Linked DNA regions of Homo sapiens: region 1 is linked to region 2. A link is an interaction called in ENCODE POLR2A ChIA-PET data of the cell type or tissue named here. Cell type or tissue: PC-9. All regions are shown on one strand.

The links. Peaks named below come from ENCODE experiments on the same cell type or tissue, not always from the same donor. Only the 100,000 strongest peaks of a DNase experiment are listed, where the experiment ranks them.
Region 1: POLR2A ChIA-PET joins it to region 2 with 7 read pairs; 2 of 35 experiments call an interaction of 5 or more read pairs at or near these places.

The regions. Positions count from the first base shown.
Region 1 is chr3:113,503,691-113,511,690 of GRCh38, reverse strand. It overlaps SPICE1 (spindle and centriole associated protein 1), which reads left to right. Exons shown (of 18, transcript NM_144718.4): 2 at 5,086-5,184. The coding sequence starts at 5,086. SPICE1-CFAP44 (SPICE1-CFAP44 readthrough (NMD candidate)) reads left to right here. Exons shown (of 52, transcript NR_183050.1): 2 at 5,086-5,184. Among named protein-coding and RNA genes, the nearest start is that of SPICE1, 7.5 kb to the left of the region's middle. In PC-9, no CTCF peak of the experiment used is centred here; no DNase peak of the experiment used is centred here.
Region 2 is chr3:112,667,610-112,675,609 of GRCh38, reverse strand. No RefSeq gene overlaps it. Among named protein-coding and RNA genes, the nearest start is that of CCDC80, 30 kb to the right of the region's middle. In PC-9, no CTCF peak of the experiment used is centred here; a DNase peak (open chromatin) is centred at 3,539; H3K4me3 peaks cover 1,239 bases; H3K27ac peaks cover 4,894 bases.

The sequences.
Region 1 (8,000 bases), 840 kb before region 2:
TCAACCCATCACCTAGGTATTAAATCTAGCGTGCATTAGCTATTTTTCCTGATGCTCTGTCTCCCTGCATCCCCCTGCCATCTGACAGGCCCCAGTGTGTGTTGCTCCCCTCCCTGTGTCCATGTGTTCTCATTGTTCAGCACCCACTTATAAGTGAGTACATGTGGTGTTTGATTTTCTGTTCCTGCATTCGTTTGCCAAGTGTAATGGCTTCCAGTTCCATCCATGCCCCTGCAAAGGACATGATCTCATTCCTTTTTATGGCTTTATAGTATTCCATGGTTTATATGTACCACATTTCTTTATTCAGTCTATCAATGATGGGCATTTGGGTTGATTCCATCTCTTTGCTATTGTGAATAGTGCTGCAGTGAACATATATGTGTGTGTATCTTTATAATTGAATGATTTATTTTCCTTTGGGTATATATGCAGAAATGTGATTGCTGGGTCAAATGGTATTTCTGGTTCTAGGTCTTTGAGGAATCGCCACACTGTCTTCCACAATGGTTGAACTAATTTGCATTTCCACCAACAGTGTAAAATTGTTCCTATTTCTCCACAGTCTTGCCAGCATGTGTTGTTTCTTGACTTTTTAATAATCGCCATTCTGACTGGCATGAGATGGTATCTCACTGTAGTTTTGATTTGCATTTCTCTAACGATCAGTGATGTTGACTTTTTTTCATACGTTTGTTGGCTGCATAAATGTCTTCTTTTGAGAAGTTTGTGTTCATGTCCTTTGCCCACTTATTAATGGGGTTGTTTGTTTTTTTGTCAATTTAAGTTCCTTGTAGACTCTGGATATTAGCCCTTTGTCAGATGGAGAGATTGCAAAATTTTTCTCTCATTTTGTAGGTTGTCTGTTTGCTCTGATGATAATTTCTTTTGCTGTGCAGAAGCTCTTTAGTTTAATTGGATTCCATTTGTTAAGTTTTGCTTTCGTTACAATTGCTTTTGACATTTTCATCATGAAATCTTTGCCTGTGTGTATGTGCTGAATGGTATTGCTTAGATTTTCTTCTAGGGTTTTTATAGTTTTGGGTTTTACATTTAAGCCTTTAATTATCCTGAGTTGATTTTTGTCTATGGTGTAAGGAAGGGGTCCCGTTTCAATTTTCTGCATATGGCTCACCAGTTCTCCCAACACTATTAAGTAGGGAATCCTTTCCCCATTGCTTGTTTTTGTCAGGTTTGTTGATGATCAGATGGTTGTAGATGTGCAGTCTTATTTTTGAGTTCTCCATTCTGTTCCGTTGGTCTATATGTCTGCTTTTGTAGCAGTACCATGCTGTTTTGGTTACTGTAGCCTTGTAGTATAGTTTGAAGTAGGGTAGCATGATGCCTCCAACTTTGTTCTTTTTGTTTAGGATTGTCTTGGCCATATGGGCTCTTTTTTGGTTCCATATGAATTTTAAAATAGTTTTTTCTAATTCTGTGAAGATGTTAATGGTAGTTTAATAGGCATAGTATTGAATCTATAAATTACTTAAAAATGCCAGTATGGCTATTTTCACTGTATTGATTCTTCCAGTCTCATTTTTCTTATTTGGGAAAAGGGTTAATTGTTGTCACTGACATCATTATCCTCAACATTTAAATACAATTTTGTATGCTAGGCAGGTGTATTAGTTCATTCTCATGCTGCTATAAAGAAATACTCGAGACTGGGTAATTTATAAAGAAAAGAGGTTTAATTGACTCACAGTTTTGCAGGCCTCAGGAAACTTACAATTATGGCAGAAGGCCAAACAGAAGCAGGTACCTTTTTCACAAGGTGGCAGGAGAGAAAGTGAGTGCAAACAGGGGAAATGCCAGACACTTATAAACCCATCAGATCTCATGAGAATTCACTATCATGAAAACAGCAAGAGGGAAACTGCTCCCCATGATCCAATCACTTCCCACTGGGTCCCTCTCATGACACATGGGGATTATAGGGATTACAATTCGAGATGAGATTTGGGTGGGGACTCAGCCAAACCATATCAGCAGGGGTTCTAAGCACTTATATATTTAATTAGTTCTGTTTTATAGTTAGTGAAAAAGCTGGGATGTGAACCCAGACAGTGATTCCAGACTGTATTCTTAGCCTTTATACTATATTGTCTCTCAAGACAGAACAGGCTTCACAGGGTTGTGGGATCAAATGTGAAGCTCTTAGCAGAGATAAGTGCTTTATTAATAATGCCTATATTCTAACATCATTGAGAATATACTATACATACAGTTCTGTATTCTACTTTTTATACTTCTTATGTATTTTCCTGTCATTAAACATTTTTAATTTTAATGGATACATAATTCATCATATAGGTATACTGACATTTTATGACTCTTGTTTTTGCAGAGTAAATTGGAGATATAAGTGGTTAAAGATCTAAGTGGTTAAAATACATTAGATTCATGTCTTTGAATAACTATTGTTTTCCTATCTTTTAAAATAACAGCTTTATTGAGCTATAATTCACCCTTTAAAGTATACAGTTCAGAGGTTTTTAGTCAATTCACATAATTGCGCAACTAACATTACTATCTAATTTCAGAACATTTTCTTCACTCCCCAAAGAAACACTATACCCATTAGCAGTCACTCTCCATTATATGCTCCCTCTAGATGCTGGCAATCACTAATCTATGTCTCTGTGGATTTACTTATTCTGGACACATCATATCAATGATACCAAACAATAGGGGGCCTTCTGTGTTTAGAACCCTTTCAAGATTCATTCATGTTGTAGCATGTATCAGTACACCATTGCTTATTATTGCCAAGTAATAGTCCATTGTGTAGATATACCACATTTTATTAATACATTCATCAGTTGGTGGACATTTGGGATGTCTCTACTTTTTGTCTGTTCAAAATGCTGCTGTGACCTTTTATGTACAAGTTTTTACGTGGACGTATGTTTTTAGTTCTCTTGGATGTAAATATGTGAGTTGAATTGCTGGGTCATGTTGTTACTCTGTGTTTAGCTTCTTGAGGAATTGCCAGCTGTTTCCAAAGTGCCCACACTATTTTACATTCCATGAGCAATATGTGAGGATTCTAGTTTTTCCATATTTTTGTCAGTGCTTGTTGTTGTCCGTCTTTTTGATTATAGCCATCCTAGTCGGTGTGAGGTGGTATCTTGATTGGCATTTCCCTAATGACTAATTATGTTGAACATCTTTTCATGTGTTTATTAGCTGTCTATAGTATCTTCCTTGGAGGAATGTCTATTCAAGTCCTATGCCCATTTTTAAATCGGATTTTTTAAATTGTCGAGTTGTAAAATTTCTTTATATAGTCTGGATTCAAGTCCTTTATCAGATAGAGGATTTGCAGATACTTTCTCCCATTCTATTGGTTGTCTTCATTTTCTTGATTGTGCCTTCGAAGCACAAAAATTCTTAATTTTGATTACGTCCAATTTATTTTTTTCTTTGGTTGCTTGTGCTTTTTGTGTCATTTCTAAGAAACCATTGCTTAACCCACGGCTCACGAAGATTTACTCTTATGTTTTCTTCTAAGAATTTTGTAGTTTTAGCTCTTATATTTAAATCCATGAATCAATTTAATTTTTGAATATGGTGTGAGGTAGGAGTCCAACTTCATTCTTTTTCATATGCGTATCCAGTTGTCCCAGCACCATCTGTTGAAAAGACTATTCTTTCCCCGTTGAATTGTCTTGGCACCCATGTTGAAAAACTGACCATAAATGTAAGGGTTTGTTTTAGACTCTTTGTTCTATTATATTCTGTATCTTTTTAAATGGTACTTATGGCTCTGCTACTTACTAATTGTGTGACCTTCATGGTTGGTTAACTTTTGTCTCTCAGTTTTCTCGTTTGTAAAATGAGGAATAAATAGTAAGTACCTCATGGGGTTATTGTGAGGATTCAAGAAAATAATGTTTAAAGAGCTTAGAATAGCATCTGGCTTATAGTAAGCACACGGTATCTGTTAGCTGATGCCATCATTACCACCGTGGCTATCATCATCATTACCATCATAAAACTTAAATGTTATTTTCTAACTTGTATGTGACTTGTTTTCTTTGGCTGAAATTGTAAATGCTGAAATTAGATACCATGTTTAAGGAGTGAATGTTCTTGTTAAGAGAGAGTACAGAGTGCAAGGAAGATTGAGGGCAAACTCTTAAGAAATACTTGTATTTAGACATTTTTATTATAGTAGACAATGATTTTTTTTTAAAAAAAAGTACTTAAGGAAAATACTAGAGTCCTTGTTTTAGACTAATTGGGAGTAAGGGGGTCAGCTGGAAAGTCCTGTAATTATTTAGGTAGGTTAAAAGTGTCTGCAATAGTAGTCATGTATATGTATTGCTTTTTAAAAGTCATATATATGTATTGTAAAATCCTGGTGTTCGGGGACTATGGGTCTTTTTCTAATTTGGTGTAATGTGTAGTCTAGTGTGCTTAGCATTGCTGTTTAAACAGTGGCAAACTAATGTTGGCAATTTAAAAATTCTAGTTTAAAATCAATAATTATTAATTTGTTTATCAGCAATAGAAAAAAATCAATAATTAGCACCATTTAGCATTATGTGACAGATATATTAGAAGTGATATCATACCTCATTTGTTCTCTAAAGTTTAGCTACTTTTATTTTCAAGTAAGCCCATATGTACCTGGTAGTGATTTTGAGTGTTAGAGTGCTTAAAAAAGAACTCCAACTCTCTTTTGCCCTTTCTTCCCTTCACCTTACATTCATATTGTTAGCTTGTGACTGGGCTATTTTCTACTAATTGTAAATTTGTGTAACTGATGACAAAGCTTATGACGAATGTCTTAGTTCTCGGCTTTAGGCCATAATTTCTGCATTCCTAGAGTTCTTTTTTAATCAAATATATAAGTTATTGACTTGAGACCTCTTTTATTATAATTATCAGTACCAACATTTATTAGTTGTAAAATAAAAGAACTAAGTATTTTGATAGGCTGTTCCTTTCATCATGCTTAAATTTTTCTTCTGGCATTTTAAAATTTGTTTTTTTTTTCAGGTGTCTTCCCCCACTCTGGTGATGCTTATTGTTTTTTCTTGTATTTTAAAAATTTGATGTGATTATTATTCCTAGATGTCATTTGTCAGAGTGAACCGCTGTGGTCCCCGAGTTGGTGTAAGAAAGACACCGAAAGTAAAGAAGAAGAAAACTTCAGTGAAACAAGAATGGGATGTGAGTATAGGTGGGATAGTAAATAATGTAACATTACTCTGGAGAAATGGACACAGTGATATGGCCCTAGTCATGCAAGATGGTGTTCTGAATGGGGCTCATCACGTAATAGGGTGGAATAGGTTTCTGGGCATGTGATATTCTAGGTCTTGGAGGGAAAAGCAGAATCCTTTGGGGGAGGTTTTTAGAATACACACATCCAGGCTGTAACCTCTATATCCTCTGAAGAATTGGAATCCTAAGGGGATGGGGAGCATATTTTAAAAAACGTCTTTTCACTTTGACTCTGAGAACTCACTGCATAAAGGCAACTCTAGCTCACTGGTGTCAATGAAGTCTGTGAATTTTTCGGTACCTTTTTTAGGTTTGCTCAGAGCAACCAGTGATATCATAACCATGTGAGTGCCAGTTTTGGCTGAAAAAAATAGGTGACCTTTGCTCTCTTATCCCATGAATTGCTCAATTCCAGAGGTTGATCGGTTTCAGAACAAATGTTCTCTTGTGGTATAAGACAAGGCTGAAGTACCTGTAACATGTGATGTATGGCTCCTAACCTGAATATTGCCTGGTGTTACCAAGGGGATTTATATCTTTTTTTTAAGAGACAGGGTCATGTCCTGTCACCCAGGCTGGAGTGATGTGATGCCATCATAGCTCACTGCAGCCTTAAACTCCTGGACTCCAGCAATCCTCCTGCCTTAGCCTCCTGAGTAGCTAGGACCAGAGGCATGCACCACCACCCCTGGCTAACTTAAAAAAAATATTTTTTGTAGAGACAGGTCCTTGCTGTGTTGCCCAGGTTGGTCTTAAACTCCTAGCCTCAAGCGATCCTCGTGCCTTCGCTTCCCAAAGTGCTGGGATTATAGGCGAGCCATTGCACCCAGCTAGATTTCTCTTTTGTGACCTGATACTTTGGTTTGGACCATGAGACTTTAGGTGTCTTTACTTTCCATTGTGAAGAGTAACTAGTTAGGGATTAGTTTGGATCTCAGGGATTCTTTTGGACTTGGAATCTTCTTGTTTGCAACCTACCATGTTAGCCAGATATCCTGGGCAAACTGACAGCCTTTGAAGTGGGGCAGCGGGACTTCTCTGTGTTTAGATTGTTTTGTTGCTGTCTGATTGGCTATAAAATTTTAATAACAAGGATGTGACTCTAAGGTAAGGAAACTGATAAATCGGAAAAAAAAAATATGTGATAACATATTTTCCCCTTCAGAGTGGTTACTTTGAGAAGTTTAGTACAGTTGACCTTTGAACAACATGAGTTTGAGCTGCACGGGTTCATTTACGCATGAATTTTTTTTCAATAAATACAGTTGGCTGTATCCTGGGGTTCCACCTCTACAACGAAAGGTGGATTGAAAATACAGTGTTTTCAGGATGTAAAACCCAGATATGGAGAGCCAATTAGGTGGGATTTGAGTATGTGTGGATTTTGGTATATGTGGGTGTCCTGGATACTGTGGGATGACTGCATTTATTCCAATATGCCACTATTGCTTAAAACTTAATTGAAATCTATCATTTGAAATTGCATTAAGAACCTTCCTCATTTTATCTGCAGTGCTGGAAAAATCTTTTGTTTTTTGAAGGTAGACTGAACTTGGAAAATAGTCATAAGTCATTTGGAGTAAATGGTAAATGATGGAGAAGAGATCAAACTGATTATTACTGTCTTGATAAAAATAGTGAAACATTTTCTGAAATGGCTTGTAGATTAGATTTAAATGGAATGTCAAAAGAAAATGGTTTTAAGCAATGGTTTTAGTATTGATGGAATTATTATTTTCTTCCATGAGAACAAATTTCAAGCCTATCACTTACTTGTATGCCTGAGTTTTTAAATGCCTATTAAAAACAATTCTCATGATCCTGTAGTTGTACCTTGTACCTTTCTTTTCCTTTTCCCTTTTTTTTTTTTTTTTTTTTTTTGAGACAAGGTCTTGCTATGTTGCCCAGGCTGGCCTCAGACTCCTGGGCTCATGATGAGATCTTCCTGCCTCGGCCTCCTGAACCTCCTGGGTAGCTGAGACTACAAGCGCACACCACCATGCCTGGCTCTTGTACCTTTCTAAATCATTGTAAAAGTAATAACAGTTTTCATACAGAAAAGCCTTGAGCCAAATATAAATCATGGCCAAAAAGTTTAGTCTTTGATCAGAAGCCATTTTTGACTGTTCGTATTCCTCGTCACTTAGAAGTAAAACTAACTTGTTTTATTTCCTGCCTTACCAAATCTGTGTAGCAAAATGGCTGAAGTTGCTTTGGAAAGGGCCAAGTTACAGGGTTGCTACTTAGAGCTGTGCAGCCTGTGTACCACACAATTTCAAGGGGTGCTATTTACACGGACTCTGATATTAATGGTAACTTATGGAGTTGTGCAGGGTGGTAGCCCTGCCATGATAGTTTAGTGCCTTTTAATTTAACTGACTGTTTTTACATTTTATGAAATTATGCATTGCCCTCAAATTTCATCTTCCATTGTAGTAGCATCTATGCTTAAGATGTTTGCAGACACAAATTGAACCTCTCTATAGTGATCACACTTTCTTTTTTTTTTTTTTTTTTTTTTAGATAGAAACTCGCTTTGTTGCTGAGGCTGGAGTGCAGTGGCACAATCTTGGCTCACTGCAGACTCCACCTCCTAGGTTCAAGTGATTCTCCTGCCTCAGCCTCCTGAGTAGCTGGAATTACAGGTGCCCGCCACCAGGTCTGGCTAATTTTTGTATTTTTAGTAGAGATGGAGTTTTGCCATGTTGGCCTGGCTGTTCTCGAACTCCTGAGCTCAGGTGGTCCACCCACCTCAGCCTCCC
Region 2 (8,000 bases):
TTGTCTGGCCCTGTTTCCACCCAGGAAGCCGCAGATCCTGACTCCTTGTGTTTGTTTCTCTGCCCAGATGAGAAACACCCATCACCTCTGACTTTCCAAGGAGCAAATCACGCTCCGTGCCGGGCTCCCCCAACAACACCACTCCCTCTTCCCTTGCGATCTCCAGGTCCTCCTTTGACACTTCACTTCTCCTGAGAATCATACTGCTTCTGTTTCTACTCTGCATGCCAGAAGTTATTGCTTTCATCTATTCAATAAAGATTTATTTTAAGCAATTAAGTACCTGATATGTTTTTTTTTCCACCAGGGAACTTTGTACAATTTTATGTTTTTAAAAATTATTTCCAGAGGGATCTGAACAATTACAAATGGAGGCTTCAGTATGAGTACCTTAAATAAATATCACCTATTATTCAGAGACAAGGAGAGGATGGGAAAGGCACATTCCCTCTCTGGTCCTGGGGAGTTGAGGCCGCATAGAGGGGTCTCCTCTAAGCAGTCTGGAACATTGTTTATAACTCCTGATTGGCCCTGTTCTTGATCATGCCTTTCCTGGACTCCACAGCACTGTGGGACTAATGTAGAAAGGCTCTGTTCAACCAATAAGAAAAAAGACATTTTGTGTCATGCCTGGCAAGAACCTGCCTCCCCACTTTATCCTGAAGTGAGGCTTGTCTGGGAGACCTGGGCTCACTAAAAGGACTCAGAAATACATAAGCTGTCGAAGGTGTGAAAATGAATGTCATATGACGGAAAAGTTTTCAAAATATTAAAAACTTCAGGAAGGGGAAGAGGAACAAGACTATAGAAGAAAACGAAATCTCAAAATAAGAGTGTGGATTTTGTGTGATGTTTGAATTAGAGCTAGAGGAAGAGTAGAGAGGAGAGAGTTATTGGTTTTCCTCTCAGCAACTTTTTTTAAGGCACTTACAAAACTCAGATGTTGATTTATTTTTTTTTTCCTTTTCAGTAACCTTGTCTGATGAAGTCTTCATCTAACCATTCTCTGCCCCTTCAAATGAGATCATTGTTTTCGTAACATGTTTTGGGGTGGAAAAGAGTTTGGTGAATTTGTTCCAGAATAGATAGTGTCAACTCAACTGAGGTTTATTCTTTGATTACAAAAGATTTCCCTTCCTAAAATGCCAACCATGTCACCATTCTGCCACATCCCTCTACTCTTCTCTCCTCTCCTTAAACCAGATGCAGTGTCCTTTGACTAGAGTGGGGAGGAGGCGAGCTGACTCCACATTTCCACCCAAGTGGGACTGTGATGAGCATTGGAATGACCTGTTCAGGATGTCACTGCTTACTGTCTCTGGCTTTTGGCAGAAAGAGGAAGGAGCAAGAAACAATTCCAGAGAAAAGGATAAATTAAGAGGCCAAATAACCTTCACGATTGTTTTTTAATTAAAATTGATGTTCACACAAATGTCAGTCAGCTCTGTAAGTACTAATTCTAGAGAAATACTAATTAGTAAATTTTAACAATTGAAGGCCATATTAATATTCATTTTTGTAGATACACAAAATACCACTTACCCCAGTTTCCCCTTGAATCCCAATAACACTGCACTCTGTGATTATGGAAAATTGCACCACTTGAGTTCTGACTTTTGAAATTACCTATGTTTTTAAATATAAAATGAGCTGATTCTTAAAATTCAGAAGTGAATGGCTTTCAGGCTGTCACACACCTTGAGAATATCAGGGTTTGGGGGGCAATTCTGTGCATGTCCCCGCTCCCTTCAGATCTTGCCATCTGCCCCACGCACACCATCGCCCACCCCTACTCTCTCCTACTGCCTCTGGATGAAGCCTGCCTGTTGTTCACACGTTTTATGCTGTGTTATATAGAAGAGTGCTTAACAGCCTCTTAGCTCCATATGACATTGGGCAAATCACTCAATCTCTGTGCTGTATTCGCCCCATCTTTAATATAAGAGATCATTTAGAACTTATCTCATAAGGATATAAGGAATAAAATAAATTAAGATGCATACAGTGCCTAGAACAGTTTAGCAATGTAGTGTGAATGTTAAATATTATCTTCCAATCCTTGTGTTTATACTATTCATCTGTGAGCCCCTCCAGGATTGTTCTCTCTGATAATTTAATCCTCCCTGTCCTGTCAATTCAGACGAATTTCTTCCTCATGTGAAATCATTACCGGTACCTTGTACTTAAAACATAATATATTCCATGTGTTATTTATTTTTTCTTATGAACCTTTTTTCCTGTCTCAGTTAGACTGATCTCACAGACAGTAATGCTCTTCACACATTTTTTTTTTCTGTGTCCTGTTGAGTGCTTTGCACACAATAGATCCTCAAGCAAATTTTTGTTATTGAGACTATTGAAGATAGCAACTATGTAGAATCCGGAAAGAAAAGCATGGCAAAAAATAAAGTATTTTGGTATGATGTGTTGGTTCCTGTTCTTACACTGAAGAATCCAGTGCAAGAATCTATGCAAGCAAGAAGGCAAAATTTTCATCTTGTCTGGATGGGTGAGCCTGAAACAAATAACTTCCTTTGTGGATACGATGTGGGTTTTATTTGAAATGTCTCTACAAACCACACAAGAATTTTTATCTTTCTGAAAATTGGTCTGCTAGGGAAAGATACTGACATCTTTCAGTCAATGCAGTTTTCACCCTGTTCAGCACTTCTCCCACAATAGTGGGCAGTCCCTCTGCAGAAATCTCTGCGGAGCTTTGGCCTAAGGGTAGCTCAGCACTCTGACACCACATGTAATTATCTAGAATGCAGGGACTCTGCATAGACCCATATGACTGGTGTTCCTGGTGGGATTCTGGTAGTAAGATGGATGCACAAAGGTAACTGCTAGGGAGTGGAGGGCAGAGAGAGACATGCATAATGATAACTTTACACCTCTACTACTTAGGGGGAAGAGCCTGTTCAATCTGACTTAGTTTAGAGGATGTGGGTTTGTCTTGTGAAAAACTGAATGGTAAGAGTTTGCTCTAAGTCTGATCTTAGCACTTGAAAAACAAATGTCAAATTGCTGTCTATTGAATTAAGAAATTAGCGAATGAGTGAGTGGCCTGAGGAGATCTGGGTGGTTCTAGACCTTCAACTCTGAAAGATGTGAAAAAGACTAGGTTGGCCTGTGTTTCTGTTTCTGTGGCTCAAGCCACACCTGAGATGTCTACTGAGTTATGAAATAAAATGGTGTCATGAACTATTGCAATTTTTCTACCCAAGGCCCTAAGCCTTACACAATCCTCTAATCCATTCTTAAAGTTATCTAAGACACAAATGTGATCATGTTACAGACACTCCTTCAATGGCTTTTTTTTTTTTTGCTACACTTGGAAAAAGTCCAAAGTCCTTAGCATAGCGTGCAAAGTTCTCCGTGTTCTGCCTTCTGCCTTTTCTCCCCATCATGTCTCTTATGTCTCCTCCATTCAGTATTCAAAATTCCATATCTTACACCCTGACTATGGAAAGAATTTACTGTTCTGCAATGTGCCAGATTCTCTTAAGCCTTCCTGCCTTTGCATTCCTTTGCCAGGAATGACCACCAGCTTTTTCTGCCTGGCTAATGTCCACTAATTCCCCAAACATTAGCTCACGAGTTTCCTCCTATGTGGCACTTTCTCTGATTCCCTCCAGGAAGAGTTAGGTGTTCTCTTTTCTCTGTTCTCCCAGCAATCTTTGACCGTCTTTTTTGTTACATACTTGTCTTTCCCTCCAGACTGTGACCTAATTTAGGGCAAATATTCCATTGTACCACAGAGCATAATTTTGGTAGATAGCTATTGTTGTCCATAAATGTAATTATGAATTATAATACAGCATAATGATTATATTACACATGTTGAAGTTAGTCGAGCCTGTGTTTGCATCATAGAACCTCCATTTTTCGGAACTGTGCCAGTTTTGTAACCTCTCTAAGTTTCAATTTGTTCATCTGTAAAGTGGAGACAATAATCATGTCTTCCTCATAGCCTTGTGTGAGTATTAAGTAAGACAGTGACTGTGAATGTTTCAGCCCAGTGCCTTGAACACAGTGTGTATTCCATTTTGTAGCAGCAGGCCCAGCTGAAGATAGAATTTGTTTTTGTTTTCTCTACTTCAAAAAGAAAGGAGTGGCTGGGCGTGGTGGCTCATGCCTGTAATCCCAGCACTTTGGGAGGCCAAGGTGGGTAGATTGCTCGAGGTCAAGAGTTCAAGACCAGCCTGACCAACATGGTGAGGCATGTCTCTACTAAAAATACAAAATTAGCCAACTGAACCCAGGAGGTGGAGGTTGCAGTGAGCTGAGATCGTGCCACTGCACTCTAGCCTGGGTGACATAGCAAGACTCCGTCTCAAAAAAAAGAAAAAAAAAACTATACAAAAATTGTATTATAATAGTTTATGACACTGTTTTATTCCATAACTCAGTAGACATCCCAGGTGTGGCTTGAGCCACTGAAACAGATACACAGACCAACCTAGTCTTTTTCACATATACTACACTGATGTCAATTTTTCTTGCAAGTGAATTGCAAGGCGTTGTACTTTTATGGTTTTGTGTTCGTTTGTCTGTGGTTTTTTTTGTTTTGTTTTGTTTTTTGTCTTGCTCTGTCTCCAGGCTGGAGTGCAGTGGCGTGATCTCAGCTCACTGCAACCTGTCTCCCGGGTTCAAGCGACTCCCCTGCCTCAGCCTTTAATTGAGTAGCTGGGACTACAGGCACACGCCACCATGCCCGGCTAATCTTTTGTATTTTAGTAGAGACAGGGTTTCACCATGTTGGCCAGATTCACAACTTATACTCAGAAGGCTGGAATTCTAAGCAATGTTATTCAACATGTGACCCAAGAACTGGTGCTGCAGTCTGTGACAAGATAAGGACAGGTATTGACAGGAATATTTAGAAACTTTCGTAGCAGTTTGGTGTTTCTGTGACATCTAGGCATGTGCTTGCTTTTCTGGCAATTATTTTTATTGTGTTGTACGAAAGAACTAGTCTGCAACCAAATGTACATAAAACAAAAACAAAACTAGAACTTCACCATACACAATTTGAGAAGCATTGGCTGAAAGTACTTAAAAACCAACTAGTTCAGTCTTTTTCATATTGGACTTAAGACTACCAACACCCAGAGAGGTAAAGCAAGAAAATAAGGAACCAGACCTAAAACCCAGGCATACCAATTCCTGTTCCAATGCACTTTCTCAAAGACTCTCAATCCTGAAACTAGAATTACAAATTGTCATCTGGGTTAGAATATCCAGGTCTACTACTTCCTTTCCTCCTCTCTTCTGCAGCTTGTACTTGAGGGCCATTTTCATGCTCACAAATATCTCTGCTAGCAGGGGATTCCAATGTATCTTGGAAGGAGGTTAGAGAATGACCCACATTGTGGACTCCTTGGTCTCTGTGTTTTTCTGTTCTGCCAAGTAAGGTGGCTAGGCATCAGACATCATGTACTCATACATGGTATGGACAAGTGCCTAATCTCAGGAGCCCTGCCTGCCTAGACATATATGCACCATTATTAGTCTGTCTGTAGCCAAGGATCCCAAATTCCTATTACTAGAGCATTGAAAAGCACCCCTTTACCCTTTACCGTAATATGGAATTCAGTTTGTTACATTTCTCTCTTTCCTTGGAAATCTGAGGTCTCTCTTTACCTGAAGATGGCTCATTATTTACTGAGTCCCATTGCCCATCAGGAAAAGCAAACACAACTCCTTCGTAGATATGGAAAAAGAGAAGGATGGTCAATGGGGGACTGAAAAGGGGCTTGCAAACATTAGTCCCCAGAGATAATTATATGGGAAAGGATCCAGGAGGCCAGATTCCCACAACAGTAAGACAACCCAGTCCAAACCATTTGCATTCAGATCTGAGTCTTTCTGAGAAAGGGCATGTTTTCCTTTTAGCCTGTCTCTTCCCATTAGTATTCCCACAGTTTCCTCTTAAATATTCTCTTGGAAAATCCCAACTGCTCTCAGCTTATCAAAGGGAGAAATGAAAACTTAACCTAAGATGGCTAGGCGAGGTGGCTCACACCTGTAATCCCAGCACTTTGGGAGGCCAAGATGTGTGGATCACGAGGTCAGGAGATCGAGACCATCCTGGCTAACACGGTGAAACCCCCGTCTCTACTAAAAAAAATACAAAAAAATTAGCCAGGCGTGGTGGCAGGCGCCTGTAGTCCCAGCTACTCGGGAAGCTGAGGCAGGAGAATGGCGTGAACCTGGGAGGCAGAGCTTGCAGTGAGCCAAGATCGCGCCACTGCACTCCAGCCTGGACGACAGAGTGAGACTCTGACTCAAAAAAAAAAAAAAAAACTTAACCTAAGACAAGATACCTATGAGGATCTGAAGGTACTTGGGGCCAGGGGATGGTGGCCACATGCATCTGGGGAGATAAAAGAGAAGGAGAGGAAACCATGGGATGACTGAGTGTGGATCCCTTTCTGACTGGCATTTCTTCAGAAAAGATCCTCTTTCCTTGTCCTATAGTCCCTCGTTTGCATTAGACAACCAAAGGCAGAGGCACGCTCTCCAGAAGTCCTCAACACTTAGGGGAATGGGAAGAAAGACCCTTAAAGACCTGAGGCTTCATGAGCACCATCGTGAAGATGGAGGAATCCTATTGGCTAACTGTCCCCTTGGAGTACACAAAGCACACAGGAATGGAGATTTTGAGGGCAGGGCAGAGCACCACAGTAGGGGCTAGGAATGCCTAAGGAAAGAAGGCCAGGAAGCTACGGATGAAGAGCTAGAACTGAGGGATCGACCCTGAGAGAGGAATTAGCTATAGAGGTTAACCCCCTCGTGATTTCCCCAGGATAGGTCGATGATGAAGTGATAATGTGATATAACCTTTGCATGGACCCCTTTAGGTACATACACTCTCTTCAAGTCTCTTGGGTCTGAATCAGTTTTTAGGAACTACTTTTAAATTGCAGAAATTTTATTTTTAATAAAAGCAAGAGTGCTGTGTGAGAAACAATATAAATTATCATTAAAAAATGAAATTATAGGGGCTACACCACCAAATAGCTCAGTGTTTCTAAATTTCCAGATATTAAGGAATTGTGAGATCTCAACTACTTGCTAATTGACAATTTATCTATTTATAAGGATCTTTAGTCTTCATTTTGTCAAATCCCAAATTTTGGAAAAATACTCTTCTTGGTATTTCAGGTTCTTTTGTAAGGATTTTGTGAGCTATTTATGTCTACCATCCCTCATTCAATACCAGTCAAACCCACTTATTGATTGTTGCTAACTTCCTAATTTTTCTTCTCTAGTATCTTTAGCATTATCTTAAAATTATGAGCATTCTTCTCAGCAATTCACAAAATTTCTAGAAGAATTTCTGATAATGGAGACATATATATATGTATATATATGTACGCATAAATGTGTAAACGTGTGTCTGCTGCTTCAATCCCCACAGAAACATCTTTATGCCAGGAAGATGGAGATTGAGAGATCATAGAGATTTCTAAGCATGCTTAGCCTGTACTCATGTGTTTCTTTCATTAGCAGTTTGTAGAAAACACTTTTGATGTGGCTAACTGAGCAAAGAAAACATGCAGTATTCTGTGCATGGTTGGTCATTGCAAGGTATTTCCTATAACTCACTGTTAGTTATTGAACTTGAGGAGTTAATATTCATTTACATGTTTGTATAAAATGGCCCTCACGGATTCTCTGGTTTATTTCTCATCAGTTAAAGGTGTCACTATTTTTCCCTTCGTGTTGTGCTTGTGGTTTTGTTTTGTCTATTCTCCTTCACTCATTCTGATTCATCTGCTTCATGTCAGAATAAGAAGAGAAGAGAAAAGAGAGAGAGAGAGATGGAGACACGTAGAGAGAGAGAATGACAGTGTCTATGGGTGTGTAGAACATCATGACATTAGTCAGGCAACTACTTCCTTCAACATTATTTCCATTTATTATTAATATGCTCATTGCTTATGTCTTGTCCAGACCTAGAAAGTCAACTCCCCGTTGGTCAACCTTCTAGG